2 separate regions of the Mus musculus genome follow, and region 2 is linked to region 1. The links are chromatin loops, found by intact Hi-C in ENCODE. Cell type or tissue: left cerebral cortex. All regions are shown on one strand. Links, peaks and the distances in the headings refer to the core of each region. The heading gives the core; the rest is flanking DNA.

Region 1 (15,146 bases), core at 7,518-10,017:
TTCTACTGGGATATTTGAATGATGTCTTGGTTGCTTATCTTGAACTGGGATTGTCTGAATGTAAGCTTGAGAATATACGAGTCAGTCACACTAGAAAACTGTATTATTAGGTCTTCCTGTCTGTGTTCCATGCAAAACAAGGGCTGATTTTTTTCAACCCAGAGCCCCTACAGTGTGTTTCTGTGGCTTAAGCCAGGTACTCAGAGGCACACATATAAATTGCTAATATAGTAATAGTATAGACCAGCTTTCTTCCCAAGCCTGTGGACTTAGTAAGGCCATTGGGAAGATCATGTGTACACTGCTTGTCTACACTGCTTGTCTACATTGCTTGTCTACACTACTTGTCTGGTTTTGCTGCTGATGGTACTCACATTTGAGGCTGTTGGTACTTGGATGAGGTAACTCTCAGGTCTAGTACCTGAATTTCTATAGTTTTTGGTCTGGGTCAGTCCTTTGCCTGTTATTGTTTGGTTTAGGGATACCCAGTTATTATTACTGGTCTGTTTTCCTGAGGATGAACGCCTGCCCTTGAACCATAGCCTGGTAATTTCAGCAGTGTTTCAACCTTCCTGCATTGCTGAGAACCTCCTATTTAGGACTTTGCCCAAATGCCCCTCCCCTCCCTGTTAGGTTTCCTTGCTTGCATTGGCCACCTGTTGTTTGCTAATATCTCCCATCCTGTTTCTTTACAATCTTCAAATTCTCGGAACACATATTCCTCTCAAGTCTGCCAGGTCCTCACTGAGTCTGCTTGTCCTAATGAATGTTGTACACCTGGACATAGTGTTTGCAGCTGGCAGTCACAGCACTTGAGAGACTGAGGCAGGAAGATCATGAATCTGAAGTTAGACTGGGCAATACAGTCAAAGAGTGTCTCAAAAAGAAAAAAAAATAGAAAAAGAAAGAAAGAAGAAAAGAAAAAAAGGGAGAAGAATGAGTAAAAAGAAAAAAGCAAGCGGGCTGGAGAGAGGACCTGTGAAAACACTGGCTGTTTTTCTATCTTTTCCAGAGGTTCCAGGTATGTTTCTAACCCCCCATGGCAGCCCACAGTGTCTGTAACACCAGTTCCAGGAGACCCAGTGTTTTTTCCTGACCTCCATAGATGCCTTTTCCTGATTTCCATAGGCACCAGGCACACATGTGATACATAGATATATGTGCAGGCAAAACACCAATACACATTCAATAAAATAATTAACTAGTTAATAAAGCAAATACGCACACATGAAAACAACTGAATGTTAGTTGTTGCTATAGACTTCTTTCTGAATGTAATCTTAAAAAATAACCCAGTACAAATGTTTAAAGCCCTGGGTTCCATCCCCAGCACCACATGAGATGGTTGTGGCTGCTCGTGCCTGCAATTCCAGCACTTATATGGTGGTGGTGGAACCAAATGGTTCTAGGATCTTAGTCCAAGACCTGATACCCTGAAATTATTACTGGAGAAAAGTAGGGGCTATGCCTTGACTTACATAAACATGTAAGGACTTTCTGGATAGGACTTAGTAGTGCAGGGATTAAATCCAACAATTGATAAGTGGGACCTCAGGACATTAAAGCAAAGCAAAACAAAACAATAACATCTGTACAGTAAAAGTCAACAGCAACCAAGCAAAGAGGCAGCCTATAGAATGTGGGAAAAAAATCTTTGTCAGCTACATGTCTCATAAAGTGTTAACATCCAGAACATACAAAGAACTAAAAGCAACTCAGCAAGACAAATAATTTGTTGGAACTAATTGCATGGAACTGAACAGAGAGGCGTTTTGTTTTTGTTTTTGTTTTTTTAAATGACTTAGGAACTATTTACAAAAACTTTGACACCCTTAGCCCCAAGGAAAATGCAAATTAACTACTTTGAGATTTTTATCTTATCCTAATGGTTAAGATAAAAAATGGAATTTAATTTAGATTTTTAGAATTTAATGAAAATGAAGACACGTCATACCAAAACGTATGGGACACCATGAAATCAGTGGTAAGAGGAAATCTGGTAGCTCTAAGTCCCTCTTAAAACAAAACAAAACAAAACAAACAAACAAACAAAAAACCAACTGGATAGAGCTTACACTAGCAGCTTGATAGCACACCTGAAAGCTCTAGAACAAAAAGAAGCAAATACACCCAAGAGGAGTAGAGGGCAGGAAATAATCAAAGTCAGGGCTGAAATCAACCAAATAGAAACAAAAAGAACTATACAACGAATCAACAAAACCAGGAGCTGGTTCTTTGAGAAAATCAACAGAGAGACAGTATCCAAATTAACAAAATCAGAAATGAAAAGGGAGACATAACAATGAAATATATCTTAAAATAGCTATCTGTTTATTGAATATCAACAGTTAAACATATTAAAATTGTGTTCTACAACCAAACAAAACCACACAAATGACAACAAATTCTGCCCTGGATGTGGGGGAAAGGGGACACTTAGTCACCATTGATAGGAGTACAAAGTGTGGGAATCAGTTGGGCTTATTCAGAAATGCAGATCTACCATGTGCCAGGCTATGCTGGTCCTGGGCAGATTCCCAAGGACTCCAGCTTGTTACTCCAGGCTCAGTATTGCTCTACTCAGAATAGCCAGGGAATGAAAACAGCCTAGATGTCGGAAAACTAACGAAGAAAGGGTGAAAATTTACGTAATGGAACACTACTCACCTGTTAAGGAAAATAAAATGAAGTTTGCAGGAAAAGACACAGGAAAGAATATTTTCCTGAAATAAACACAGGTGAAAGGATGATATACCAAACACATGCAAAGACCCGTGATGAAGGAGTATAAATATGACCCCACAGACAAAGGGAGAAGAGCACTGAGCCTTGGTTTAGTTTTCTCTGCCTCACCGTGCCTCGATTAACGGCATGTGTATATTGGTTTGCCTTATGTAGTGTTATTGATCTCCACTAGACATTGATCTGCTCCTGAGGTTGCAGACTGGCAGTGTCTTTAGGATTGAACGACAGCTGCTGGTTCATGTGTGGTGTCTGCCTGCCAAGAGGGCTGGCTGGTCTGCAGCTGCCGAGTCGAATTTGGTGTTTGTTATGGGACTGAACTGCTGCCAAAGAAGATCAAGCTTGCCCTAAAGAAGAACAGGTCCACTTCCTCCATATCCTAATAACTTTCTTATTACCTCTTCTGTGTGGTGGGCCAGAGGAGAGATTAAATGTTCATTAAAAGTAGGTTGCAAAAAATGTATGCCTACATCCTATAATATGTGGGGCAACATTTCTCCCAAGCACAACTGACTATTAAACAAAAGGCACTGTGCCACCTCTCTGTCACCTCTGAGTTGTCAGTGCCGTCCCATAGACTCTCAAACACTGCACTCTATTACCATAGCTCTTCATTACTGTTTTAGTTTACTGTCCTGTTGCTGTAACAAACGCTGTGACCAAAAGTAGCATGAGAAAAGAATTTTTCTTTTCTTTTTTTCAGATTGTACTTCCATGTAATCACTGAGAGAAGTCAGGACAGGAACTAGGTTAGGAACTTAGAAGCAAGAATTGTAGTAGAGACCATGGAGGAATCCTGCTTACTAGATAGCTCTCTGATTCATGATCAACTGGCTCAGGACCACTTGCCTAAGGCTGTACTCCACTGGGCTGAGTCAATACAGATGTGGTCATAGGACACGGTGATCTGGGCAGTTCTTTAATTAAGGTTCCCTCTTCTTAGGTTCCTGGGCTATACTGATAAAAACTAACTAGGACAATTAATTACCCTTCAGAATTTGATGCTAAGACTCCACTGCTTCATAGGACACAGAGAAATCAAACTGGTACCAGTCTGGAAGCTCAGCCCTATTGCTTAGTAAGTGGCCCTTAGTCCGAGTGTAAACCGTGGCAGGACTAAGTGCACTCAGGAGCTTTAAGAAGATGAAAAAGACAGTCCACAAGGCTAGCGAGATAGATGACTGGTGGTTAAAAGTATTGGCTGCTGCTTCCAGAAGACCTGGGTTCAATTCCCGGTAGCTATCGGCAGCTTACAACTACTTGTAACTCCCCTCCTTGTGGATTTGCTACCTCTTCCTGACCCCTGTGGGCACTGCATGCACATGCTACCCAGGCATCCACGCAGGCAGAACAGCCATACACATACAATTAAAAATAGGAAACATTTTTCTTTGAAAGGAGAGAGGCTGTGGGGAATGCAGCGGAAGAAATAGGATGGAGAGAGAGGCACCACAAGCTTCTGCGACTCTTTGAATAGTCCTGATCCATTGTCCACAGTGAAGGATCTGACATGGTTCCCTGCAAGCCAGTGAGACGATACATAGATCCTAGGCCAGGGCGGTGGCTGTTTCTCTGGCTTTTGGGCAGGCGAGTCAGATTTCTGTTAAACATCTGTTGTGCCCCCGATTTGCCCTTGCCTATATAAACATAGCCTAATTGGCTAGAAAGCTGTATATTAGCTTATGTAATAAACAATAAAGTTAGATCTGAACTCTGATGCTGGTCTTCGGAGTCTGAATCCTGGGCACAGTTGTGGACTCTGCCTCCATTTACCCCCTATTTCCTGTTCCCTGTTCCCACAGAGGCCATGGTTTTGAGAGAGAAAAGCCATGGTGGGAGATTAGGGGAGGAGTTTGAGGGAGGGAATGAGGTGTGGTTTTGATCAAAGATTATTTATGGATATTGAAATTCCCAAAGCCAGCATCTTGGCCTCTCCCCCCTCCCCCCTCACACATACACACACAAAGGTAATAGCTTTTTAATAACATTAAATCATTTCTTCAAGTCAAATCTTTTTGGCTCCCACATAGAAGCACTTATGGATATAATTATCTTATTAATATCCTTTAAAAGTGACACAGGGCTGGGTACAACGGCACATGCCTGTACTTCCTCTGACTTGTAAAAAATGGAGCCAACCTTTGCTACAAGCAGACTCCACGGCCAGCATCAGCTCCTGTCTCCACTTAGCTTTCTATGGCTATGATAAAGCATACCAAGAGCAAAAGAAAAACAGAGAGGAAATAATTTTTCTGTTTATGCTTTCACATCAGAGTCTATCAATGAAGGAAGTCAGGGTAAAAACCTGAATTCCTTTTTCCTTCTCTTTTCCTTCTCTTTTCCTTCTCTTTTCCTTCTCTTTTCCTTCTCTTTTCCTTTCCCTTTCCCTTTCCCTCTTCTCTTCTCCCCTCCCCTCCCCTCCTCTCTCTCTCTCTCTCTCTCTCTCTCTCTCTCTCTCTCTCTGAGACAGGGTTTCTCTGCACAGCCCTGGATGTCCTGTATATAGACCTAGAGAGCTCTGCCTGTCTCTGCCTCCAGAGTGCTGACATTAAAGATACATGCCACCTTCAGGCTATGGCCTGTTTTCTTATAGCACTCAGGACCACAAGCCCAGGGATGACCCTGCACATGACCAGGGCCCTCCCATATCAGTCATCAATCAAGAAAATGCACCACAGGCTTGCAAACAGGCTAATCTGATGGAGGCATTTTCTCAATTGAGATCCCCTTTCCTAAAATGACCCTAGCTCTTGTCAAGTTGACATAAAACCATCAAGAAAAGCTACGTAAGAGCTTGATACCTTGTCTCAGCATCTCTTCCTGAACAACAACAACAACAACAACAACAAAGCATGTAGAAATGACTCACAGTGTGCAGCAGAGAATACTATATAAGAATCTTTTTTATAATAACATTATATTCTATTATTTATACATATGTTCATTTTACAAGTTTGCATTGGTATTTTAAAAATCATTCATCTGTATTTGAAACCCCAAGAAGAGTGTCAATTGTCCTATCATCTTTGGTCTTCTTCCTTTTGAGGCAGGCTTTCCCTCTGAACTTAGTCCTTTTGTGTTTTGGCCTAGGCTACTTGTCTGCAAGCTTCACTCATCCCTTAATGTTGACCCCAAAGTGCTAGGGTTATAAGCACCTGCAGTACTATACCTGGCTGCTACCTGGATGTTGGCTTCTGATTTCAGGTCCTCATCAAGCCACCTTTGGGACTATGTGGATCAAGGTTTTATGGGCCCCAAACTTACGTATTGAACTCAGGTTCAACACTGTGGTATGAACCTGCACTGTAGTCTTAGCTACATGTGGTAGGAATATCACTTGAGCCCAGGAACTCTAGGCAAGTGTGGTTGTCTTAGTCAGGGTTTCTATTCCTGCACAAGCATAATGACCAAGAAGCAAGTTGGGGAGGAAAGGGTTTATTCAGTTTACACTTCCATACTGCTGTTCATCACCAAGGAAGTCAAGACTGGAACTCAAGCAGGTCAGGAAGCAGGAGCTGATGCAGAGGCCATGGAGGGATGTTATTGGCTTGCTCAGCCTGCCTTCTTATAGAACCCAGGACTACCAGCCCAGGGATGACGCCACCCACAATAAGCCCTCCCCCTTGATCACTAATTGAAAAAATGCCTTACAGCTGGGTCTCATGGAGGCATTTCCTCGAGGGAGGCTCCTTTCTCTGTGGTAATTCCAGCTTGAGTCAAGTTGACACACCAAACCAGCCAGTACATGATCAACATGGTGAACATCTGTCTCAAACAAAAATGAAATATGTCTTATTCTTAGTATGGAATCCAAATTACAGATATTTAATTTCAATGTCTTGGAAAGTACTGGATCTTGAAGTTTGGTTTATGGGAGCTGCCTCTGTGGACCAGGTCTTAATTATTTCCCTGAAGGTCTTGGGTTGAAAGGCTTGGTCCCCAGTTAATGATACTGTGGGGAGGTGGGAACTTTTGCATGTGAGACCTAGTTGGAGGAGGTTAGGTCACTGGGTATATGTCAGTGGAAGGTATATTAGGACCTCAGTCTCTCAATTCTTGCTTCTCAGATTCCATGAGGTAGTTTGCTCAATGTGGTCCCTGCCGTGATACCTTGCCACCCATTCAAAGTAAAGGACTGGGTGACCAAGGACAGAAGCCTATGGCGCCATGAGGAAATCTCTTCAAAGTTATCTGTTTCAGGCATTTCCTCATAGCAACAGAAAAGCAACACCAATTATTCCAAGCCTTCTTTATGCTAGAAATGTATGTAATCAGGATTCCAGTATTCATTAAACAGCTTATCAAACTCTCCTTGTGTTCTTAGCGTCTGGGACTGAAGTCAACTAAGTCAACTCAAGTTCCTGACACACAACAAATGCTATTATAGCAATAATTTTATTATTTACAAGGATGATTCTAGCAAGTAATTTATTTCCCCAACTCTTTTCTTTTTGATGTAGGTACCCTTTTCATAGCGAGGAACCAGCTGATAAAACACCTGCATGTGTGCCATTACCTGGGAAGTATCCACACGCAAGGCATTGCTACTGATGGTTAATTTGATCTTGCTAATTTTACAATGTTTAGGAAGGAAATTGGCAGAGGTGAATCATTAAAGATTTTATTAGAGGTGGGAGGAAGCAAATGACTAGAAGAACACAGGGTGGGGTTGAAGATGCTGGAGGCAGTGGGCTGCCACTCTGACAGCTTGACATGCAATGCTCAGAAAAGATGAAATAAGTAGAAGAGATTGAGGTCTAATTGTACTAATGTGTAAAACTTACCACTATCTATCTATCTATCTATATCATTCATATATATAATATATACATATCACGTGTGTGTATTTTTTTATTTTAATTTTTTGTCACTGCCTTATCCCCATTATACTTTGCAAGCTAGGTTCTCAATTCTCTGCCGGGAGATATCCTGACTAGTAAGGCTGAGCATCAAAGCGCCTCTCCTCCACAGGGTTTACCCAATCTCTCCTGCCTCTCCCACAGGAAGAATAAATGGATTCTTTTCAAGCCTATCCTGTGAAAGCACTTCTTTCACTGCAGACTGAGGGGGGACCCGGCTTTCCTTATTCGGTTTCCTGGACCTGCTCTACCGTCTACCACGAAAAAGGCATCCAGTGAAGGTTTGGTTAGTGAAAGCACTCCGAAGAAAGAACTTTTCGAAGTTGAGAGGGCATTTAAGGCCAAGATACTCAGAAAGAACGCCTCGCACACGTGCACTGGCTGTCATTATCTCCAGGGTCGCTCCGAGGGCGAAACGCACCCCTGCGGCGGGGCACTGGGCCCGAGAGCCGCGCGAACCCCTCGGGAAGGCCCCCCTCCCACGCCAGCAGGCGCCGGGGGCGTGGCTTTGGCCGTGGGGCGTGGCCTGCCCGCGGGGGTTTCCGCGCCCGGGGCGTGCCGGGCGGGGGACGAGGGCGGGGCTTCCGCCAGGAGGGGGCGGGGCTTGCGCGGAGAGTTCTCTGACGGCCCCAGTCAGGGAATTTCAATTTGAAACCCAGAGGAGGGTGGAGGCGGCGGGTGCGGAGGGCCGGCGGCGTCCGAGGCTGGAACGGGACGCGTTCCCGGGGCGAGCAAGCTCGAGAGGGGCGGTGTCCGGGTAAGGAGGCGAGCGGGCTGCGGAGTGGCGGGCGGGGTCCTGACACGCTGCAGGCGGGAAGCGGACCCCGGCAGGAAGCCCGGACGGCCATCCCGGGCGGGGGAGGGGGCGGCCGCGGGCCCGTCTCTCTCCTTCCCGGGCGGGGACCGCGGCGGCGTCCCCGGGCTCTCGCGCCCCGGCCCTGCCGAGGCGTGCGGCTCCATCCTGGGTGCCGGGGGCTCGCCGCGCCCTCTCTCCCGAGGGTCGCCAGACGCGGGCCCGCGGCGCGCGTGGGCTCTGCGGGAGTCGGGGAGGGAGCGCGCCCCGCCAGCCACCCAGCCCCACGCGCGCCGCAGGTCGGGCCAACGCGGGCGACCCTCTGTCCCCGCCGCCCACTGTGCGGTCTGGAGCTGAGGACAGACACCCTCGCACGTTTTCTGCGGCGAGCCTTCCAGCTCGGACACCAGGCCATCCGCCCCCGATGGCTTCTTTTTCTCGGCGCTGGCAGCTGAGGGGTGGGAGCAGTTTAGGTGAGCTGCAGGTCAGGGGCTACGAGGAGGAAATAACCGAGTCGGTGGCGTTGAGGTTGGCATCTCGGGATCCCCCATCCTCAACCCCAGACGTCTGCGGTGGACGTTAGTCATTAAATGTCCCCAGACGCCAGCCTCAGGCGGGGCCAAGTTTTATTTATTTATTTGGGGTGAAGTTAGAAGAGCGCCCTCTTCCCCCGGTGTCTTATTTTGGGGAGTGGTCTCCGTGGAGCTTCCTTACAAAATGAGGAAGCCCTTCAGAAAATCTGTCACCTGAACAGCTGTCCCTGATTTTTAAGGTTCCTGGGAGAGTGGTAGGCACGGTGGCATCTAGGGGAGTTGTACTTACATTTCCTCCTTTGGGAATCAAGATTCTCTCTGTTTCTTGAACTTTGTTGCATGTGAAATGTGGGGTGTGCAGGGCAGTATGTTCTTGTTTCTGTGATTAGCTACAAAACAAAACAAAAACGGTCTCAGTTTTCTCCACTCATTTTTCTTCAGTCCTTCCTGTCTGTCTTTCTTCTTTTCTTTTCTTTTCTTCTCTCTCTCTCTCTCTCTCTCTCTCTCTTTCTTTCTTTCTTTCTTTCTTTCTTTCTTTCTTTCTTTCTTTCTTTCTTTCTTTCTTTCTGGGAGTTCATTATCTCTGTATTCTTCATTGCCTTATCACGCTGCATTAGCAACATTTTAGTCTACCCTGTCAGACATTCCCGTGGATTTGAGGAAAACTCGATCCGTTTCTTGGCTGTGGGAGATGAAGTTTAGAAGTTGCAGTGCTTGTACAGGTTTTCCTGTGCTATTCAGTTTGTTTGCAGGCTCCTGCTGTGAGAAATCTGGTTTGTCTTGCAGCCCCTGGTGGGCTGCCTTGCAATGTTATCCTGGATCTTGGTAGGCACCAGCAGCCCCCTCAGGTTGCTAGTTTGACATAACTTTGAGAGAGAGAAAGGCTATGTCACCTGTTAGGGCTAGGGCGATCATTTCAATAATTTGGTTTGAGAGCCACCATCAAACCTCAGAGGTCTTTGTACCCTTTGGAGAGCTGGAGGAGTTGAAGTAGTGGTGTGAAGTTTGCCCAGTTTAATCCTATTCTGTGTTCTCCACTTCTGAGGCAGAATTCCCATTGAAGTCAGCAGTGGTCTTGCTTGCAAACTGCCTATTGAGAACAAGAGGCTGCTCATTAACAGGAGAGGACGGTCCCCTCTCCTTTAAAACAATCCCCTGTAAGAAGGATCTAGTCCTAACAGTTCTTCACTCATTTACCTCTAGTAGAAGTAGGACACTGTGTGCAAGAAAAAAAAAAAGTGTGGCTGGATTGAGCCATCAGCTCTCTTGAAGTCTAATGAGAGGGAGACTGTTAAAAGGAATCCAAAGCTCAGCTGTTATTTAACGCCGTGCAATAGATTTTCAGTGATACGTTTCTGTGTAAGAAATGTAAGCTGCTGTGGGATGTTTTACGGTAACTGATTATGGATCTTTAAAATCCGAATTCTTAGGTCCAATTAGAAAGAAGCCCATTTGGAGCTTTCCAGGAACGGATGCCCACCCCCACCCCAAAATAACTGCAGACAGAAAAATAAGGGACCTCGGAAGTTTGCTATACCTGGAGACACGGCTTTAGGACATTTTGTTTGTGTGCATTTCATGTAACGTGTGAGTCTGGGCGAGAGGGACCGTGTTTAGGTTTGTGAGGACTCAGCTGACCTGAGTTGGTGAGCCTGGCATCTTCTGCTTTTTAATGTAATGTTCTTGGGGTTTACTTCTTTCAAATTACCAGTTCTAAAGAATCGAGTTTAGAAAACCTAGCCAGTGACCAGAATGTAAAAAATAGACATTAAAAAAATCAGAACCATATCCACATGGGCTTACCCAACCACATACTTTCAACTAAAAATAGTCACGACGAGAAGGCAGCCCTCAACTAAAATAGTTATTGGTAAATTTTCTCCATAACTAGCAGTTCTGTGTAGTTCCCCTTAGCATTTAGTTGTGCTCTGAATCGTCACCCTGTAATGCTGTGGCCGGTGACCTGCAGAGGCTGTATCTTTGCCATATTATTTAGGAATGCGGGGCTCATATTTTACATAGTGGGAGGTTTGATTTTTGTTTCCTTTCCACAGTAAAGCAAGGGCTTTTTCTTTCCTTGGACTGAGATAGCTGTGGGTAAACATTCTTGAAAAATATGAATTGCTAGTTGATTTTTTTCTTTTTTCAATAAGGCAGCAGAAGTTTGTGGAGCTCGTTCTCACCGAGCGCACGGCACGGGCACGTTGCTTCTCTGAAGTGTTTATTGGAGGAGACAGAGGAAATGTGCCTCTTCCCTCCGCCCCACCTTTATTTAGAAACATTTGCTTTTGCTTGTTTGTTTTTTGTTTTGTTTTGTTTTCTCTCCAGATTAGAGTTGCTGTATCTAACCACTGGGTACTCTCACAGATTTAAAAGCCTCAAGTCAATGTTTATTCTGGCTTCCATAGTCAGCAAATACTAGCCAAACCCTAATTCACTGCTCTTTTATAGAATCTTGGAATCTCAGGGCTGAACTTTTAAGAGTCAGCAAATCTACTCTTAGCTCTGTTCCTTTCCCCTTCCCACACAAACATCTCTAGCTTCTTTGGAAGACCTGAATAAATAGGGGCTTGTATGATTCCTTCACAGATTGTAGACAGAGCATCCTTGGGGAGTACTATGTTTTAGCAGTAACTTAATATTCATAAGATTTCTATCATTTGTCTCTCTGGGCAGTGTCCCAAACTAAAATCTAAGATTGAATGACTGCTGTGTATCATTAACTAACGGACATGGCCACTATAGCACCTATTAGTAGTGTAGTTGCTGAGAGGTCACAAGTAAGCTAGAAATGAAATAGGAAAACTATCTAATAAATCTTGAAAAAATTAATAGTTATAACTTTTTGAGGGTAGTTTTTTTTTACAAAGTACATGTATTTTGTATGAGATAGAAGGGAATACACATACACACCACATATTTACAGTATATCTGATAGATGGTGAATCAGTAGTAGAAAATTAATTCACGGAACCTTTTTTGTATATTTTTAAAGGTTGACTTTTTATGTGTGTGATTATGTTGCCTGCACGTATGTATGTGTACCATGTGGGTGCCTGATGTCCACACAGACCAAACGAGGGTGCTGCTTCTGTTGGAACTGGAGTTACGGGCAGTTGTAAGCTCTGTAGGTAATGGAAATCAAATCTGGATTCTCTGCAAGATCAGCAAGTGCTCTTTAACTGCCGAGCAGTCTTTCCAACCTTCTTGAGTATATTTTTAATTCCTTTAATTCCAGCACTTGGGAAGCAGGGGCCAGCAGATTACTGTGAGTTCAAGGTCAGCTTGGTCTATGTTGTGAATTTCGGGACAATCAGGGCTATGTAGAAAGGTCTTGTCTTCAAAACAAAACAAAGCAAACAATAAACAACAACAACAACAAAACAAAACAAAAATAAAACCCCCAACCAGCTAACCAAATAAAATTCCAAAAAACCAAAACAACAACAAAGCCCAGAGTTTCATATAGTTTAGAATGGTGCATATCCTTCTGTGTAGCTGAGGTTGGCTTTGAACTTCTGGTCCTCTAGTTTCTAGTTGCTAGGATTCCAGTTGTGTGCTTTGAAAACTTGAGACAACTTTATAGAGGTTGGTTGTAGCTCATGTAGAAACATCATGTAAATAATAAAGAGGACTGACTTTTGAAACAGCGCTGGACACAGTTCCCCCTTGTTCTTATCATTGGGTCTGGGATGGGTGTAGGGGCTTAGATGGGCGTTTTTCATGTTTACGATTGTAAATCATCTGTACATGGTTTTCCTGGTTTGAATAGCATTTATTATAACTAGAATTTTTGTAAAAAATGAGAGGTTTTCTGAGTTTTCTTTTTTTAACAAAAAAGAAAACTTTTTATTTGAGTTTTCATCTCAAATCCCAAGTCAGATCTTTATAGACTCTCAGTGCCTTCATACTTCTTCTGGGTTTCCCTCTCAAATGGGCCTTGAGTTAATTTTACATGCTTAGTGACGTTAAGTATGCTTCGTTCAGATAACTGATTTTTTTTTTTTACATTTTAACATTTTTTTTTCATTTAGCACCCTTTAAGATGAACTAAAAAATGGCACGTAGGTTCATCTACCATCCAGGCATGTTGGGTGTCCAGGTCTCTGGATGAGCTTTGCAGCTGACTCCATCAGGGTTTTACAGCAGTGTCTAGTTCACCCATTGTTCCACAGTGTGTGTGCCTACATCTCAGCAGTGTGAAGGTATGCAGATGTGAGTTATATTTGCTACTGTTCTTTGCCCTCCATCCCCCATTATCCAAAGAGGCTACTTTTTAAGAATAGACACACACACACACACACACACACACACACACACACACCCTCCACTCTTGGGGGACTTGGTCAGAAGTGCTTAGACAATTTAATTTATACTCTTGATGTGAGGCTCGAGAGCTTAGTGAGAATGTGTTGCTTGGGGTGTGCCTTGGACTGTGGTAAGAAGAGCGCTTCTGTTTGTGTTTGAGTGAGTGCAGGGAAGAGGTTGAGAGGTAAGGGGGACATAGAGAAAGACAAAATAGGAATATGAGAATATTTGGGTGATGAGAAGAGGCTTCAAATTGCTGATCTAATTCAGCAGTTATTTTTAAGTAATAATTACTGTTGTATGAAACAAGCTTTCGTGTAGACGAGGAGGCTGACCTTGAATGTGGTGTGTGGCCAAGGAGGACCTTGAGCATCCAGTTTATGTGGTGCTGGGGTCTGACCCAGAGCGCACACTCTATAGCTGAGTTGCATCCCAGACCTAACCTTAAATGTTGGCGATGAGGAAGTCAGAGTCTGCAGAGACACTATTTCCTTATCTCTCCTTTTGTTGTAAGGTTGTACTTTGTCACTGTTGTTTTTTTCCCCTCTGCCCGCTGTACTTACTTCCTTTCCATTGGATTCTCCAGTCCGATCCCTCTATGCTGTTGTCAAGATGAAACCGAGTTCTGATATTCAATCTTATCCACTTGTATTGTTACCTGTGAGTTTAATGCCTGCTTTTGTTTCCTCAGAAGTTTCTTGAAGTAGAACTGTAATTAGAGAAGGCCACTAACATGTCCATGCTGGGTGCTGTTGGCTAGGCTGACATTTTGCCAGGGACTTTGGGCAAAATATTTTACAAAGCCATTTCTTTAATGGTGTGTGTGTGTGTGTGTGTGTGTGTGAGTGTGCATGAGTGAAAATCGTACCTATTTCATAGAATGATACGAGAATTAAATGAGCCAGTGTTTATAGAATGCTTCACGTAGTGCCTGGCATCTGTGAGAGTTGTTTGCTCGGTTATGAAAAGAGCTAGTGTGTTGCTTGTGGTAAGCACATTTTCTGCAGTTGTCAGGAACCAGTTATCTGTGTGGAAGCAGAGTCTGATATGGGGCTGGGATTTTTTATACTTTGAATGCCTTTTAAAAACTATTTTTAGTACAGTATCTTTAGAATTTTCATTCTGTTCTGTGACCCCTGTTCTCGCCTATTTTTAAAAAATAATGCAGGACGTGCCCTGTATATGGTGGTTCTCTTGGGACCTGGTTTCAACAAGACGGGAAGAATGTAGTCTTTTTGTGGTGTTGCTAGAGGTAACGGGTCCTGAGTCTGAAGGGCCCTGTGTTGTCTCTCAAGTTCTCTTCTCTGTAGTTGAAGTAGTTGTTGAAATAAGGCTCTTAGTAAGTGGGTGTTTTACTGGTTGTTTAAGCTCTGGCAAACAACACACTAAAACCTAACCTTTATAGATCCAGTACCTTGTATTATATGTGAAATAAACCTGCAGGCGTATATTCCCCCAGTGTAGTGTTTAATTTTAAAGGATCTGCCAGTATTATGAGACCAGAAGTCTAATATAAATGCTTTTATTTTGGGTGGGAAACTTGGAGGACAGTGATTAATACTGGTTCCATTTGCCTCTACTGGGAGGACCATCAGCCCGACAGAGCTTGCGTTATTTTTTTATGATAACTCTTTTGACTCAGTTTCCCTATTTCCTTTTCATGTTACCTTTAGAGCAGTGGTTCTTAGCCTTCCTAATGCTGTGACCCACATGTTGAGGTGACCCCAACCATTAAATTATTTTGTTGCTACTTCATATCTATAACTTTGCTACTGTTATGAATCGGACTGTAAATATCTGATGTGCAGGCTCTGGGAATCTCTACCCACAGGCTAAGAAACTCTTCTCTAGACTGCTTCATTTGTATCGTGTGAACCAACTATTGGATTGATTCCTTTATTAAACAGTGGT
Region 2 (15,146 bases), core at 8,320-10,819, 55 kb after region 1:
TGAGTATGAAAAAATAAACAATTGAGACCCCCCAGACACAGCTACTCTGGGATTTCACCTGAGGGGCAGGTTTGAGAAGTGCTATGATTCGGCTGCTTTGTTGCCCCTTTGAGTTATTGGTAGAGACTTGAAAGGAGTTGGAGTTAAAGCGTGTTTTACCTTTAGCATGTGAATCTTGGATATTTTTCTTTTCTACTCTGTTAGAGTCCTGGAAGCTTTATGTGCACACTGTGCTCCCCCTCCTCCCCCTCCCCCTCCCCCCAGTGTGGAGCTGGGGATCCAACTCGGTCTTTTCACAGCAAGCACTTTACTGGCCACCACCTCTCCAGCATACTTGAGAGCTTTAAAAAAATGTTTTGATGAAGTAACTCACATCTCACCTATGTTTTATTCTGGAATGTATTTGCCTATATATTACCGAATTCCTATAAGAATTTGTAGCTTTCTAATTCCATTGGCTGTTGTTCACACATATTCTTCTGCCATTTACTCTGCTCTTAAATTTGGCTCAGCATTGTTAACCATGCCAGGTTTTCCACACAGGAACAAGGTTGTTGTTCTCTTGTTCCATCCCCTTCTCTTTATTCCTCTCCCTTCTTCCTAGAGGGGGCTGTCAAGGGCTCTTTTCATGTCTTACTGAAGATGTTCTGACCCTTGGGGAGCACGTGGGGAAACAGGATCTCTTGGGTTTAGGCTGGCCTTGCTGATCTAAGGAGTATCTCTGAGGAATGAGCAAGTCTGGCATATTTGGCACTTGTGTTTTGGTTAAAGGTATAGTTTTATTATGGCTTCAAACTCACGGACATCTCTGCAGTCGTTGTAAATCTTCAGGACTGTATATGAGCTGAGACAAACGTTGGTGAGAGGTGGAGGAGTACCAAGAAGCAGGTGGGGAAGCACCCAGTTTCTTGCTTTATTTTCTGAGTCTGTATCTGTGGCCTGGAACTGGTGCAGGCTACCCTGACCCCGTCATTCACCCTGTCTTAGCCTCCCTGGTACTGGTCCTGTAGGAAGGACTCAGCCAGCACGGCTGCCCTTCTCTGAGAGCTATTGCAGCGAGGAGGGAGGTTGGAGATTCTTAGTCTTGAAACTCTTCATCAGCAGGGAGTGAGGAGGGCTGAATCACTGCATCTATTTGTAGGTAGGGAGAGAGCAAGAATAGAAAGATGGAAAAACAGACAGCCAGATATCGAGGTGAGTCTAAGTCTAGTTGTCACTTGGCAAAGTTGATATGTAATTTCCTACAAGATTTAAAAAGTGATTGGGATGGGTATGGAAAGTTCTCTAGAGATGACATCTTAGGTATTAGAGAAATATAACAAATTGGTTTATGTTGTGGTAATTTCTTACCCCCCATAAGCCCATGTAAAAAACCACAACCAGTTATTATGTTTATAGTATAATATATAATAATATAGATTGGGACGATCTATCACTATACTAATTTATTTCCCAGCTATGAGACCCCTTGCTACTTGTGGCTTCTCCAGACCATGTGGTTCTGCTCCATCTTCCAACCATCTTCTCTTCTTCCATCTCTCTGAGACCTCCTGTACTCCCCCCTGCCCTGCCCAGCCATCTGCCTTAGCTTTATGTGACCAGTCAGGATGGGGAGAAGGTTCAGTGAGAAGGATCACCTGAGGGCATCATCTGCTCCTCCTTGGGGCAGCCCCTCTTGAGGAAGCAGAGTTAACATCAAGATACAAGCAGCACCTGGGCAACTACAGCAGGCCAGGTGGTTAGTTATGATAGGGAAAACAACTAAAAAATTGTTTTTCCCCTGTGGCAGCACTCAGTGTTTCTTATAATGAACCTAAGTTCTTTCATTTCCCTTGAATAGTTTTTGCTTACTAATTCACTATATGTAGCTGATGGTAGATGTGTATGTCCTCTATGCCAAACTTTGTTTTTTCCCACTGTAAAGAGTCTTCCTTTTGATTGACTGTGACAGCCCTACATTGCTTCTTGTTAGAGTAGCTGTTGGAGGCATCCGTACCCCACTTCTTGACCATGATGTGTAGCAGGTATGACTGATTGCATAAGCAGCTGTGGCACGTCATGGTCGTGCCCATGTGTGAGATGTGTCTTCAGTACACAAGCACGATTTCTTCCTTTAAAAAAGGAAAGGGAATAGTAATGTTTTTGTTTTAACTTTGTTTTTGGTGCTAAACTCTGTTGCCAGAGTGATCTCATCTCTTGATTATCTTTTGCTTGTTGATTTATCATACTTAGTAGTTGTGTATGCTCTCACATTTGGGAATATTTTCTGTTTGGCTGGAGAAACAGGTAAACTACCTCAGGAATTAATTTTGTGACTGGAAGGAAACACTGCTTCTTAGAGATGCTTGTGTTTATCTTTGGGTCCTAGTGTTAGTGGCACTATTCCTGGCCTGGCCTGTGCCGCCTCTGACTTAAGCGCTGGGACTGAATTGTGTCAGCACTGCTGCTTAAGGGTTTATCGTAATCCAGGCGTCCTTGGATTGTTCAGGGCTGGCAGGCGAGCAAGGTGGTGGCAGACGACGGCAGGTGTGGGCTCCCAGCACTCTTAGGGCTCCACCACGGATACTGTGAGTTGTGCTCTCCCTGGGATGCTGCGATTGATGGCGTGATGGGTAGTGAGTGAGTAGCATTTGTTCTTGAGGGCGTTATTCTTCTAGAGCAGAGTGCACATCTGCACTCGGTCTTCAAGGGCTCTGTTGTGTTGCAGCATGAGAAGGTATCTAGCCAGTGAGGAGCCAGCTGCAAGCGGCCGAGGCACTGTTCCAGTTGGGTTTTCTGGTGGTTAGGCTGACTGGATTTTCTAGACGACAAATTGTATTTTATTTAGCAATGTCCTAAATGCTCTGTGTGGCCATTGCATGTTATATTTGAGGGATCCAGAAGAGTCTAATGGTGGCTCAGTTGTGATATAACTGCTTTCCAGAATGCGTACCCCCACTTTCGAGGCACCTTTTTACCTTTGATAAGATTTTTTTATTAGGGAAATTTGGGTCCCTTCTTTGGGTCCATAGTTGAAGAACAGACTATGAAGTTTGAGGACAGTTTTAATAGGATCTTAAAGAGAAACTGCAGGTCAGCAAACTAAAGTTTGGCAGCTGCTGTGAGCGGAAGATGAAGAAGAGGAAGCCATGCTGTTTGAGTTAGGATGGTATGGAGGTCAGTTACATGGCAGACAAGTAGCTCAAGGCAGGGAGGGCAGCTTAGAGAAGGACAGAAGGAAGCCATTGTGAGGAACACATACTCAGAGAGAGCTAGCAGAAGAGTGTGAGGCTGACATTCTGTGATGTGGAGATGCAGCTAGCTTGCCTGGCTGCATGGCTGTGGCTCGCTAAGCACCCTGGGAAAGCCAGGAGTGGGGATGCTGGGAAGGAAGATACATTGTCTAACAAAGAGCTACTTATTCCTCCATCTCTAGAGTGGCCTAAGGTAAAACCTGCTCTCTTGATGTAGCCCGATGTCCAGCTGATTGGTAGGCCCAAAGGGATTGATTCTGTTTTATATTTGGGGAGCTGGCCCACACCAGCCAGGAACACAGCCTTCCCTGAGGCGCTTGTGCAGAACAAACCTCCCTGTCCTGCTCTGACAACCAGTGCTGCACACTGAGAGAGCCTCAGCACTCCTGTAGTTGGAAAAGTACCTGCCATCTTTTATCCATCCATCTAGCCATCCATCCATTTTAAAAGGTCCTACTATGTAGCTTAGGTTGGCCTGTCCTGCCTGCAGCTTCCTGAGTGCTGGTATTACAGTAGTGTAGCCATACCAGGCACTGTCCTGTATGCAGGAAAGGAATGAGCTTCATCTGAGATGAGAGGGAGTGAGGGTAAGTTTATTCAGAAACACAGTTCAGCACTACCTTCTAGCATTTCATGCAAAGAGGGACAAATGGCAACTCTCTGTTGCCTTTGGGTGGGGGCATTCTGCCTTTCTTAGAACGTTTAAAAGCTGACCTCTCATGTACTTACATCAAAGTCTCTCAGATTCTTTAATAGTTATAAAATAAGTGTTTTGGGATGGTTTTGTTTGTTTTTGTTACTCAGAGGGTCTATACTCTGGTCCATTCGAGGGTTCATTTCAGAGACTGCCTCTTTCCTCTTGCCTTCCTTAGAGTTAACACCTGCTCCCTTCATTCCTCCCCCAACTGCTGTTTTTTTGAGAGGGGGTCTCTCCATAGTCTACGCTGGTTTTGATTGCCCTGCCTATACCTCCAGAGTGCTTACCTTACACCTGCAAACCATCATCTGTACCTGCCATTCCTCATCTGTCCTAATGCACAGTTAAGAGATGACAGAATTTCTTATTAAAATGAGACAAAATGTACATGCCATGAAAGTGCTAGTTAATTTAATATAGCTATGGGATCATTACATGACTATCGTGGATATCAGAAAAATAAGATCATAATTGACAGAATTACTTGAATATGGAGGTCTACTGAATTTCCTCCATTTGTCCCCACTTTAAAAAAAATCTAACTTTAAGCATAACTTGTACATAGAAGCTCTGAGAGGTAGAGGGCACAGTTGGCATCCCAGAGGAGGGGAAGGGTGGGGTAAAAGATGGGTGGCAGGGACTCCACTCAGTGATGATGGTGATGGCTGGTGCTCAGCTCTGCTGTCTGCCTCTGAGTCTTGCCTAGGGTGTGAGCCTTGGGGCTAAGTGGCTTTCACCTGCTCAACTATAGCATTCAGCCTGGGAGAAACGAGGTCAGAAAGGATTGTCAAGCCAGCATCTTACAGGCCTCTGCATTCTGGGTGAAGAACTCCACTTGCTGTCTGTGACTAGTCACTGAGGCTTTCTGGACACAAATATTTCCATCAGAACTGGAATTGGGGAAGGCTGGTGAGAAGCAATATTCTAGAAAGACTGGAAGTAGGGCTAACCAGTAAGTTGTATGAAACAGAGGCAGAACAGTTTACTTGTGGGTGACTTTTGTACGTTAGTCTATTCATAGTTGTGATAGAAGTTTTTCTCTCAGGCCGTGGAAGAGCTTTTGGGGGCACTGTCTGGGGCACTGTCTGGATGATCTCTAGCACACACAGGAGAGTGATCGAATCTCCCCGCTGTGCTATTTCCCCATACTATGAGTACAGACATTTCCTCATTCGGGTTCCCACCTCTGACACTCTTGGTTTTTTTCCCAACCCATTTCTTAGTTTGCTTTTGCTTTTTTGTTGTTGGGAGATGCACCCCAGAAGCCCTGTGCTTGGTGTGGGAGGTGTGTGCTTTACCACTAAGGGCCTACCAGCCCTCCTGATTCATTTCTAAAGGGACTCTCTTAATAGGATTTTGAAAATATTACTCGGTTGACTGAGTTAGTATATCTTGATTTCTCTTTTCCAGAGGCATTAATCTAGCTACATTTTTAGTGCTGTTTTAGGGATGCTCTTGTGCCATTTTGAAAATGGGTTGTCTCTAAACTACTCAAATGTTCCTCCTTGTTCATAGTCTTGAAAAGTCAGTGTTCTAACTGGTAAGTGAAGGATTTGGAAATTAAAACTTGGTCTTCTTGACACCTAGTGTCCTTAGCTGTAGAAGGAAGCATTGACTGGGTTCTCATGAAGTGGTCCTGAGGGAGGAAGTGTCCTGGGAGGCTGCTGTAGCTGCCTCAGCAGCACCGGACTCTCACACACTGTGGTGGATGAGAAAAAAATATTTCTGCTGATAACTTTTGTTTTTAAGTTGTTGTTAGTTTTTCTTTGTAAGTTTCACATTTGCAGATAAAAAGTGTTTTTTGTTCTTTTTTTTTTTTTAAATTAAACTCTGTTCCATGTTGAAATGAGGGAAATTTGTGCCCTAGTAGTTTTAGTTTTTCTCAGTAGACTGTTATTCTGCATTTTTAGTTCTGCTTTGTAAATTTTTACTGGTTTTTCCCTCCAAAAGTCAACAGCCCTGTTTTTAGTGGAAACAGTGCTCTTTGTCAGGCTAAAGAAGTGCCTTTGTTATTCCCTTGAGACATTCTACAGATGCCATTTTGCAGTTCTGAAAAGTAAGTTCTTATATCGTACATGCATTGTGGTTGGTATCGTAATGGAGACATAGAGAAAACTAAACAATAGCACTTGTCATATGATAACAAAACAAAGACTTTCTCCATCCTTGGACATGTGTGTTATGTGTTCTTGGGTGGTCCCAAAGCAGATGATTTCTTCAGCACTTGGATGTGACCACAGATGACTGACTCCGCGGCCAACTTCACAGAATGACTCCTGAGAAGGACTCTCAGTTCATCATGTTGATATGTATTGCTCTTTAAATATCTTTGGATTTATTTGCCAAGTGGTTTTAACCCATGTATTCAAAAGAATTGGAAGCAAAAATCTTCTGGGAAATTGCCTTGAATAAAATGCAGGAAATTCCTTTCATTCTTTTGAATCCAGCTGAGATGAGTGAGACTTTTGAAAGTCCCTCTGCGTAACAGTGTCCAGAAGCCTTGTTCGTTTAGAGTCCAGCAGTTTGTGTGCCTGTGCTCAGAGAACACATGAATACACCTCTGTGTTCAGATAAATCTCCTGCACACGGAACAGTGCCATTTGGTAAAAGGATGGAGCCTTAGTCTTCTTTTTACTGCCTCTAAAACTCTCAGTGGGAGGAAAACAAAGGGAGAAGACTCCGTGTATCTCCAAGGATTGTGTATTATATATAAATTGTTATTACATTTATTTTATCTATTTGTGTGTATGTCTGTGTATATCAGGATAGCTTGTGGGAGTTGTATCTCTTTTACCAGGTTTATCACTACATCAGATTTAGTGGCAGGCACCCTCACCTGCTAAGCCATCATGATGACCCTACCTTTTTTCTTATTACAGCATCAGCACATATTATGTACAGAAAACTTGGTAATAGAAAAATACAATAGAACAAGATCTCCCAGTGCCCATATTTCTGGAATTAGCAGCTCGCATTTTGGTTAAACATTCCTAGTCTTTGGTTTGTAGGTATGCATGTGTGTATTAACACAGCAGCATTCTCTTTTTAAACTTACCTACCTTTGACAGAACAGGGCAATTAAAAAAAAAATCTGTGTTCTACAGGTAGAGTTAGTGTTTGGAAACATTAACTTCATTTGAAAGCTTGTATTTGGTAACAGGTGTCTATGTTAATTGATTACAGTTATGGCACAGAAAGGGCTAGGCTACCATTCTGGAAGTTTTCTGAGATCATAGACATAGAGCAGGTCCTTTCTGTTAAGGAACCATTGAAATAGAGATCAGATCACATAGCCTTAACTTGGCCTGGAGAGATGATTTGCAGATTTTCAAGGGCTGGTTCAAATGTGATCTGACGCTTGTTATTTGGACATGGGGGTTAACAGTGTTTGTGTCTATCTGGGCATCAGCTGTGCCAGGTTGTCCTGATTTCAAGCCCCATGTCATGATATTCCATCAGTTTCTTTAAAAAGTAAATAAAAGATTGTATAGGCAGATCCTGTTCAAATCAACTCCGTGACAAAATTAGAATTTCTTTTTTATGGGTGTTCTTGTATAACTTGGGGTCCAAGTTGATCCACTAGTCACTGAAGGGCACTTAAAGATTCTGGGGCCAATGGTCTATGGAAGAGAAAAGTAACCTGAATTTCCTTATTTCCTTACTTGGGATAGAGCAAGGATGCTTAGCTTTCTATAGAAACAGAACCGAAAAAAGCAGATTCCTTATTGAGTTAAAACTTTGCCGTTTAGTTTAGTCTAGTTGGTCAAACTGAAATTACCAAGGAGAATAGGAAAGGATTGTTAGGGAAGATCTGGTATGGTTCCCAGTTATTTCCATACCATACCTCTTGAATATGTAATCATCAGATTAGTGTTGACCATGAGGGAGGAAAGGTTTATACAAGTAGGGCAAAGGGGAGGTTACCTCTGTGTGTGTGTGTGTGTGTGTGTGTACACGTGTACACCTCAGAACACACATACAAGCCCTTACTTCTCCAGGGCAAATCTTTGCACACTGGTTGTGTGGTTCATAGGGTGTGGATGGCAGAGAGAGAGGGGGCAGAGAAAGAGGGGGTGCAGAGAGAGTGGTGCTAGTGGTGGATTTAGCTGGTGGTGTTTGTCATCTAGATTTCTGTTTCATGGCTTTTGTTATTTGTATATGTACCATCAATTCACAATCAACTATTGGGGTCCACTCAGGCCCAAGTGTCATTCTACATATTTTGTAACTGAAAAATCAGTAGTAGATTCATTGCTGCATTTGTTCACTTAGTGCCTATTTTCAGTCTTGGATCTGGAAGATCATGTTGTATTTTTTGTTCGTTTGTTTGTTTTTAAATGTAGTCATGAGAACTGGACAGTGTAGACCTAAGATAAAGGTTTGCATTAATGCACATGGGAGCATGGAGATGCATTTCTTGTTGCAGAAGTTGGTGTGTGGCTGGAGTTGAAGGGCGTGAGGGCTGTGGAGGGGCAGTGGAAGGCAGTGGGGAGGAACTATTAATTGCTTCCTCCCTTGGCAGCCTGCATAGAATTATCTTCAGGTGCCAAGGAAGTCAGACTTCAGAAGGAGGATTTAGGTCAGATCTAGCTGAAGTCTTGTACCCTAACTGTGTGTGATCTTCAGTTATAGGTGTCACTCTCAACCCCTGGGAGGCAACCAAGACCATATTCATAATCCACAATACTGTGGGGGTCCTGTGGACTTCCCTGATCAACCACTGGAAAGGAGTTGTCTCATGCTGGTTTTTTTTTGTTTTTTTTTTTTTTTTTTTTTTTTTTTGTCTGTCGGGAGCATTATCAGTTCAAGTAGCTTAATTTCCTTTAACACACACATGTACACATATACAACCACACACATGTGAACATGAACACACACACACACACACACAATCTTGTGTATAATTTTAGGTAAATATAAAAATAATCCTTGAAGTTTTATCAATAGTCTTGGCATTACTGCAATGTCATTAGTTCTTTGTTTTTTATGTTACTTACTTTAAAGACAACTTCAAGCTGTCTATCAGTAAAGTCTCTAGCAGTGAATTCCTGGAGAGAAACAATGGGAAGTTGGGATGCCATTTGAGGAGCTGACTTTGGTAATTGCTGCTGTTCAGTACAAAGCACTTTTATGTCCATTCTTTCCATGTGGTGGGCTGAGATGCAACCTCAAGAAGACAGAGCTGCTGAGTTCTCAAGACACTGGTAGTAAGACTTAAGAAATGACAATGTAATCAGTGGTAGAAATACAAGAGGGTGTACAGCAGTTAGCCTGGATGGAGAGGCAGGAACGCATTGAGTCTTGGTGTGCTTTCTTTAGAATGGGGAGCTAGTAGTAGCCTTTACTCCATGATTATATGCCGTTGCTTATAAATTCATCAAATGTTCTTTTACTCACCCATTACATATCAGGCATGATATGACTTCCTATGACTAGCGTGACATTTTCTGTCTACATTGAAGACAGCCACAGTGGAGCCATGTTACTAATGTGGTAGATGAAGGAGGTGGGAAAGGACTAAAGCAGTGGTAGACGGCCTGTTCACATGCTGGCCCTCTGTACATCCGCTTGCTTGCCTAGGACACCCCTGTCTGGCTGCTGCGGGAATTGCACCTTCATTTCTACTTGCAGGTGTTTGGTAATTCTCAGTAGAAAGGAAGAAGAAGCCGCTCTGGGTGTTTTCTGAGATAAGGAATTCTGTACAGAACTGAGGTCTTGATCAGTGAGACCATCAGGTTCTGATGGAATATCTATCCCATCCTCAGAGGGTGCCACCTCCCTCAGAGGTTTCGTTGTTGACATTTTTGCTCCTATGAATTTGGAGAAGCCCTGGAATTCCTTTTTTCAGGTCTAGTGCTAGAAATGGGAAGGGGAAGGACCATAGCTGTGTCTCTCCTGTCCCCGTGAAGACTTGTAGCTGTCAGCGGTGCTGCTCTCAGAAGGTTTCGGACTAGAGCAGTCAGGAAGGATCTCTACAGTTCCTCGTGCTGTGCTGACTCCCAACCACAGCATTATTTTTGTTGCTACTTCATAACTGTAATTTTGCTGCAGTTACAAATCTTGATGTAAATATTTGATGTGGGACCCCTGTGAAAGGGTTGCTCAACTCCCAAAATGGGTCACAGCCCACAGGTTGAGAACCACTGGACTAGCACATTCCTTTGTAGCAGAGCTGAGTTTATCTAATAACTATGAAGGCAAATGGTAAACTGAACTGTATTGTTCTTAGAAACAGTTTTTTTGTCATTTGCTTCAGTCCAGTTTTTGGACTACCATCTCCATAATGTAATCAGACAGTTTTGCCTTGAAGTAACCTGTTTGTGCAGCTTCCCCTTCACGGCACTCTGGGTCTTGAGGCTGATCTTGGTACTGATTTCCCTGGCTCAGTGGATGGCAGCCTCCGTTACCTGGGGACATGGCTTCTGCTTTGCCTGAGCCAGCTAAGCCTTGGCTTTTGTTTGCAGTACATAACATAAAGTTGGCTCTTGCCTTCTCGTTCACCATAACACTTTCTGTCTTTTCATTGGTGCCTTTAGATGATTGCATGTAGTTCTTAATGTGGGTGGGCACTGTCTTGCCGTTTGTTTTCTATTTCATCGGTTTTCCCCTCTTCTCCTGTCTTGCAGGTTAATTGAATAATTGTCTGATTTCAGTTTACCTCCACGTATGGTTGTCTCTGTTTCATTGATACCCAATCCAAAGTTGAATGTATTCCCTCACATCCCCACTGTTCCTCCTGTGATAATGGTTTCCGTGAAAGGCTCTGCTGCTCAGCTATTTAAATGCCTCCCCCTCCCGCCCTCTGTCACCCCCCACCCCTGTTCCCAATCTCTTTGGCCACATTCTTCTCACCATTCTGTTAGTTGGATATTTGCTGAGTTTATCTATTTCACAGATCTCACATAGGTGAGTTTGTTCATGGCTGACTTTAATGTTGATGTCCAACATTGGGACGTGCTTGTGTTTTTAATTCTGTGTTTTAAACAACAAAGGAGCGGGTTCATTAGAACAGTGCAACACTGAGCAGATTTCTTTATTACTTCCTTCTCTAGTTCTTCAGAAACTATAGATTAGACCTTATTTTCTTATCTAACCTCAGTTCCTCCTCCAAAGGCAGTACTAACAAGCTTAAGCTTGCGTAGATCTTGTCTTCTTTTTCATTATAATTTTTAAAAACGTTTAGATTATATCATTTCCCCATTCCCTTTCCTCTCTCCAGATCCTCCCTTGTACCTCCTCTCTGTTTCAGATTCATAGCGGTTTTCTCTATTGCTGATGTACACACACACAGCCTGCCTAGTCCATAAAATAATGTTTTTATATATGTTTACAGGGCTAACTGTTTGGTGTGGGATACTCAGTTGCTGTGTTCTTCGCTGGGGAAGACTGTGTCTCCCACTCTCAGCGTTCTGTCGTTGCCTGTAGATCTGAGTTTAGGGTTGAGGCTTAAAGAACTTTCCTGCTTCAACATTAGCACATCTGTGGGTGTTGTCCCTGCTCAGGTTATGTTTAGACTGCCATGTTGGTGAGACATGGAGGGTATAACTTCCTGAGAGACAATCTCAAAGCAAAATTCCCATTCCCCTGCCTTTTTAGAATCTTTTCCCTTATTTTCTTCAGTGAGCCCTGAGCCTTCAGTGCACACAACTGAGCAAGGATCTGTCCAGTAGGATGCCCCTTACTTTTCTGCTTTTGCCTATTGCACAGCTTTCTATTTGGTCCTTGCTTCTACTGTGTGTCCTTGCCCATCCTGGGTTCTTTACATGGATTTCTACATTGTTTGTATACTACAGCCAAAGATGTTGTGGAACCTGAAACCCTTTCCTCTTGCATAGAAGAAACCTTGCACATCCTGAACTCCTACCCCCTCCCTGAGCCTGCACCGCCATTTCCCATTGCCATCAGCAGAGCATTCAGGCTCTAGGTTTCCCAGATCCGCATGAACACCGTGTGTATGTATGTGCGTTCTCGTGCACACACACAGGCATGTGCATATTCGCTTTATTTTTCAGGTATGGTTTTGCTTTGTACTCCAGACTTGTCTTTAGCGCCTGGTCCACCTTCCAAGTGCTGGGATTACACACTAACACTGTTCAAATAACTTTTCATCTTCATTTTTCTTAAAACAGCTATCCCAGTGGGTGTGAAGAACTATTACAAAGTGAATTTGATTTTATAATGAGTAATCTCAAACTTTTTTCGTGTTGTGATTGGCCTTTAGTAAATACTGTGAGAAATGTCTTTCAACACTTGTCCAGATTTTGAGTTTGGTTTCATGTTCCTTCACATGTTCTGTGTGGTAGACATTTGTCACATACATGCTCATTCAGGTTGTGGCTTTGTTTTCCCCCATATTTTATAATGTATTGCATATATCTAAAAATGCTTTTGAGAAAATTTATTAGAGCAGTCCTGTTTGTGGAAATGTCTGTATCCAAATGTGAATGGTAGGGAGGTGGGGCCGTGCTTGGTTAGAGAGTTGGGGTTTAAGGTGTGTGGACTTATGCAAGAACCACAGTGCAATATTAAAAGGCCTCACATAAAATAGGCTAAGGTTCTACTCCACATTCAGTGGTCAGGATTCTGAAGCAGAATTCCACAGCCGACTTGTGGAAACCCAAGTCTGACGGTTAGCTACCATGGGATCTACATTCCGTGCCACGAAGGGAAGTTATTGAATTTCTCTGAGCCTTATGTAGTATGAAGTGAGTTGTTAAGTGCTTGCTTGCAGAGACTTGGAAATCAAAGTGAGGACGCTTGTGATTTGGGAGAGTTGCTCCTGAAGCAGGCAGGGTCACCGTGCTGAGTCAAACGCTTTGTTGACTTTAAACAGTGGCACCAGCACAGGTCTGCAGGCGTGGGACCAGGGTCAGAGTCACTCAGCTTTTTGGTTTAGCTCAGGGATGATTGTGTGTGTAGGCACAGGCTGGCCTTCAGGGTTTCAGGTAACATTGCAAGCTCCTCCTTTGACAGTTGCCTATTTCCTTCTGTTGTGGAGGTGGTTGTTCAGGATGAGTATTGTCAGAGGAGTTTATGTTCTTCGTCCATAACTCCTGCAGTTACACACTCACACCGTGCTTAACTGCACCTGCGCTTATCTAAATAGTAGGGTTTGAAAGTTGTGTAGTAGAGAACCTGACAGCTTCTGGAACAGGCGGAAGCACAGAGGCGCTGAGGCAGCACCCTTTGTGGGCCGGGGACAGCCAGCCACCGTCCGGACCGGAGGACAGGTGCCCGCCCGGCTGGGGAGGCGGCCTAAGCCACAGCAGCAGCGGTCGCCATCCGAGACCCGCCGAACTTAGGAAATTAGTCTGAACAGGTGAGAGGGTGCGCCAGAGAACCTGACAGCTTCTGGAACAGGCAGAAGCACAGAGGGGCTGAGGCAGCACCCTGTGTGGGCCGGGGACAGCCAGCCACCGTCCGGACCGGAGGACAGGTGCCCGCCCGGCTGGGGAGGCGGCCTAAGCCACAGCAGCAGCGGTCGCCATCTTGGTCCGAGACCCGCCGAACTTAGGAAATTAGTCTGAACAGGTGAGAGGGTGCGCCAGAGAACCTGACAGCTTCTGGAACAGGCAGAAGCACAGAGGCGCTGAGGCAGCACCCTGTGTGGGCCGGGGACAGCCGGCCACCTTCCGGACCGGAGGACAGGTGCCCACCCGGCTGGGGAGGCGGCCTAAGCCACAGCAGCAGCGGTCGCCATCTTGGTCCCGGGACTCCAAGGAACTTAGGAATTTAGTCTGCTTAGGTGAGAGTCTGTACCACCTGGGAACTGCCAAAGCAACACAGTGTCTGAGAAAGGTCCTGTTTTGGGCCTTCTTCTTCGGCCAGGAGGAGGTCCAAATACAAGATATCTGCGCACCTTCCCTGTAAGAGAGCTTGCCAGCAGAGAGTGCTCTGAGCACTGAAACTCAGAGGAGAGAATCTGTCTCCCAGGTCTGCTGATAGACGGTAACAGAATCACCAGAAGAACAATCTCTAAACAGAGTCAACTATAACTACTAACTCCAGAGATTACCAGATGGCGAAAGGTAAACGGAGGAATCTTACTAACAGGAACCAAGACCACTCACCATCACCAGAACCCAGCACACCCACTTCGCCCAGTCCAGGGAACCCCAACACACCTGAGAACCTAGACCTAGATTTAAAAGCATATCTCATGATGATGGTAGAGGACATCAAGAAGGACTTTAATAAATCACTTAAAGAAATACAGGAGAACACTGCTAAAGAGTTACAAGTCCTTAAAGAAAAACAGGAAAACACAATCAAACAGGTAGAAGTCCTTACAGAAAAAGAGGAAAAAACATACAAACAGGTGATGGAAATGAACAAAACCATACTAGACCTAAAAAGGGAAGTAGACACAATAAAGAAAACTCAAAGCGAGGCAACACTAGAGATAGAAACCCTAGGAAAGAAATCTGGAACCATAGATTTGAGCATCAGCAACAGAATACAAGAGATGGAAGAGAGAATCTCAGGTGCAGAAGATTCCATAGAGAACATCGGCACAACAATCAAAGAAAATGGAAAATGCAAAAAGATCCTAACTCAAAATATCCAGGAAATCCAGGACACAATAAGAAGACCAAACGTACGGATAATAGGAGTGGATGAGAATGAAGATTTTCAACTCAAAGGTCCAGCAAACATCTTCAACAAAATTATTGAAGAAAACTTCCCAAATCTAAAGAATGAGATGCATATGAACATACAAGAAGCTTACAGAACTCCAAATAGACTGGACCAGAAAAGAAATTCCTCCCGACACATAATAATCAGAACATCAAATGCACTAAATAAAGATAGAATACTAAAAGCAGTAAGGGAAAAAGGTCAAGTAACATATAAAGGCAAGCCTATCAGAATTACACCAGATTTTTCACCAGAGACTATGAAAGCCAGAAGAGCCTGGACAGATGTTATACAGACACTAAGAGAACACAAACTGCAGCCCAGGCTACTATACCCAGCCAAACTCTCAATTATCATAGAGGGAGAAACCAAAGTATTCCACGACAAAACCAAATTCACGCATTATCTCTCCACGAATCCAGCCCTTCAAAGGATAATAACAGAAAAAAACCAATACAAGAACAGGAACAACGCCCTAGAAAAAACAAGAAGGTAATCCCTCAACAAACCTAAAAGAAGACAGCCACAAGAACAGAATGCCACCTTCAACAACTAAAATAACAGGAAGCAACAATTAC

The links. Hi-C counts contacts between places; a loop is a spot of excess contacts. Peaks named below come from ENCODE experiments on the same cell type or tissue, not always from the same donor. Only the 100,000 strongest peaks of a DNase experiment are listed, where the experiment ranks them.
Region 2: a loop joins it to region 1, with 2.2 times the contacts of the local background. A loop is called at or near these places in 6 of 42 quality-filtered maps.

Annotation. Positions count from the first base shown.
Region 1 is chr10:25,351,624-25,366,769 of GRCm38, forward strand. It overlaps Epb41l2 (erythrocyte membrane protein band 4.1 like 2), which reads left to right and starts at 8,175. Exons shown (of 20, transcript NM_001199265.1): 1 at 8,175-8,358. In left cerebral cortex, for the core only: a CTCF peak has its summit at 9,041; DNase peaks (open chromatin) are centred at 8,154, 8,795, 8,981, 9,189 and 1 more place; H3K4me3 peaks cover 2,423 bases; H3K27ac peaks cover 1,704 bases.
Region 2 is chr10:25,405,876-25,421,021 of GRCm38, forward strand. All of the region lies in intron 1 of Epb41l2 (erythrocyte membrane protein band 4.1 like 2), which reads left to right. Among named protein-coding and RNA genes, the nearest start is that of Epb41l2, 54 kb to the left of the region's middle. In left cerebral cortex, for the core only: a CTCF peak has its summit at 9,527; a DNase peak (open chromatin) is centred at 9,532.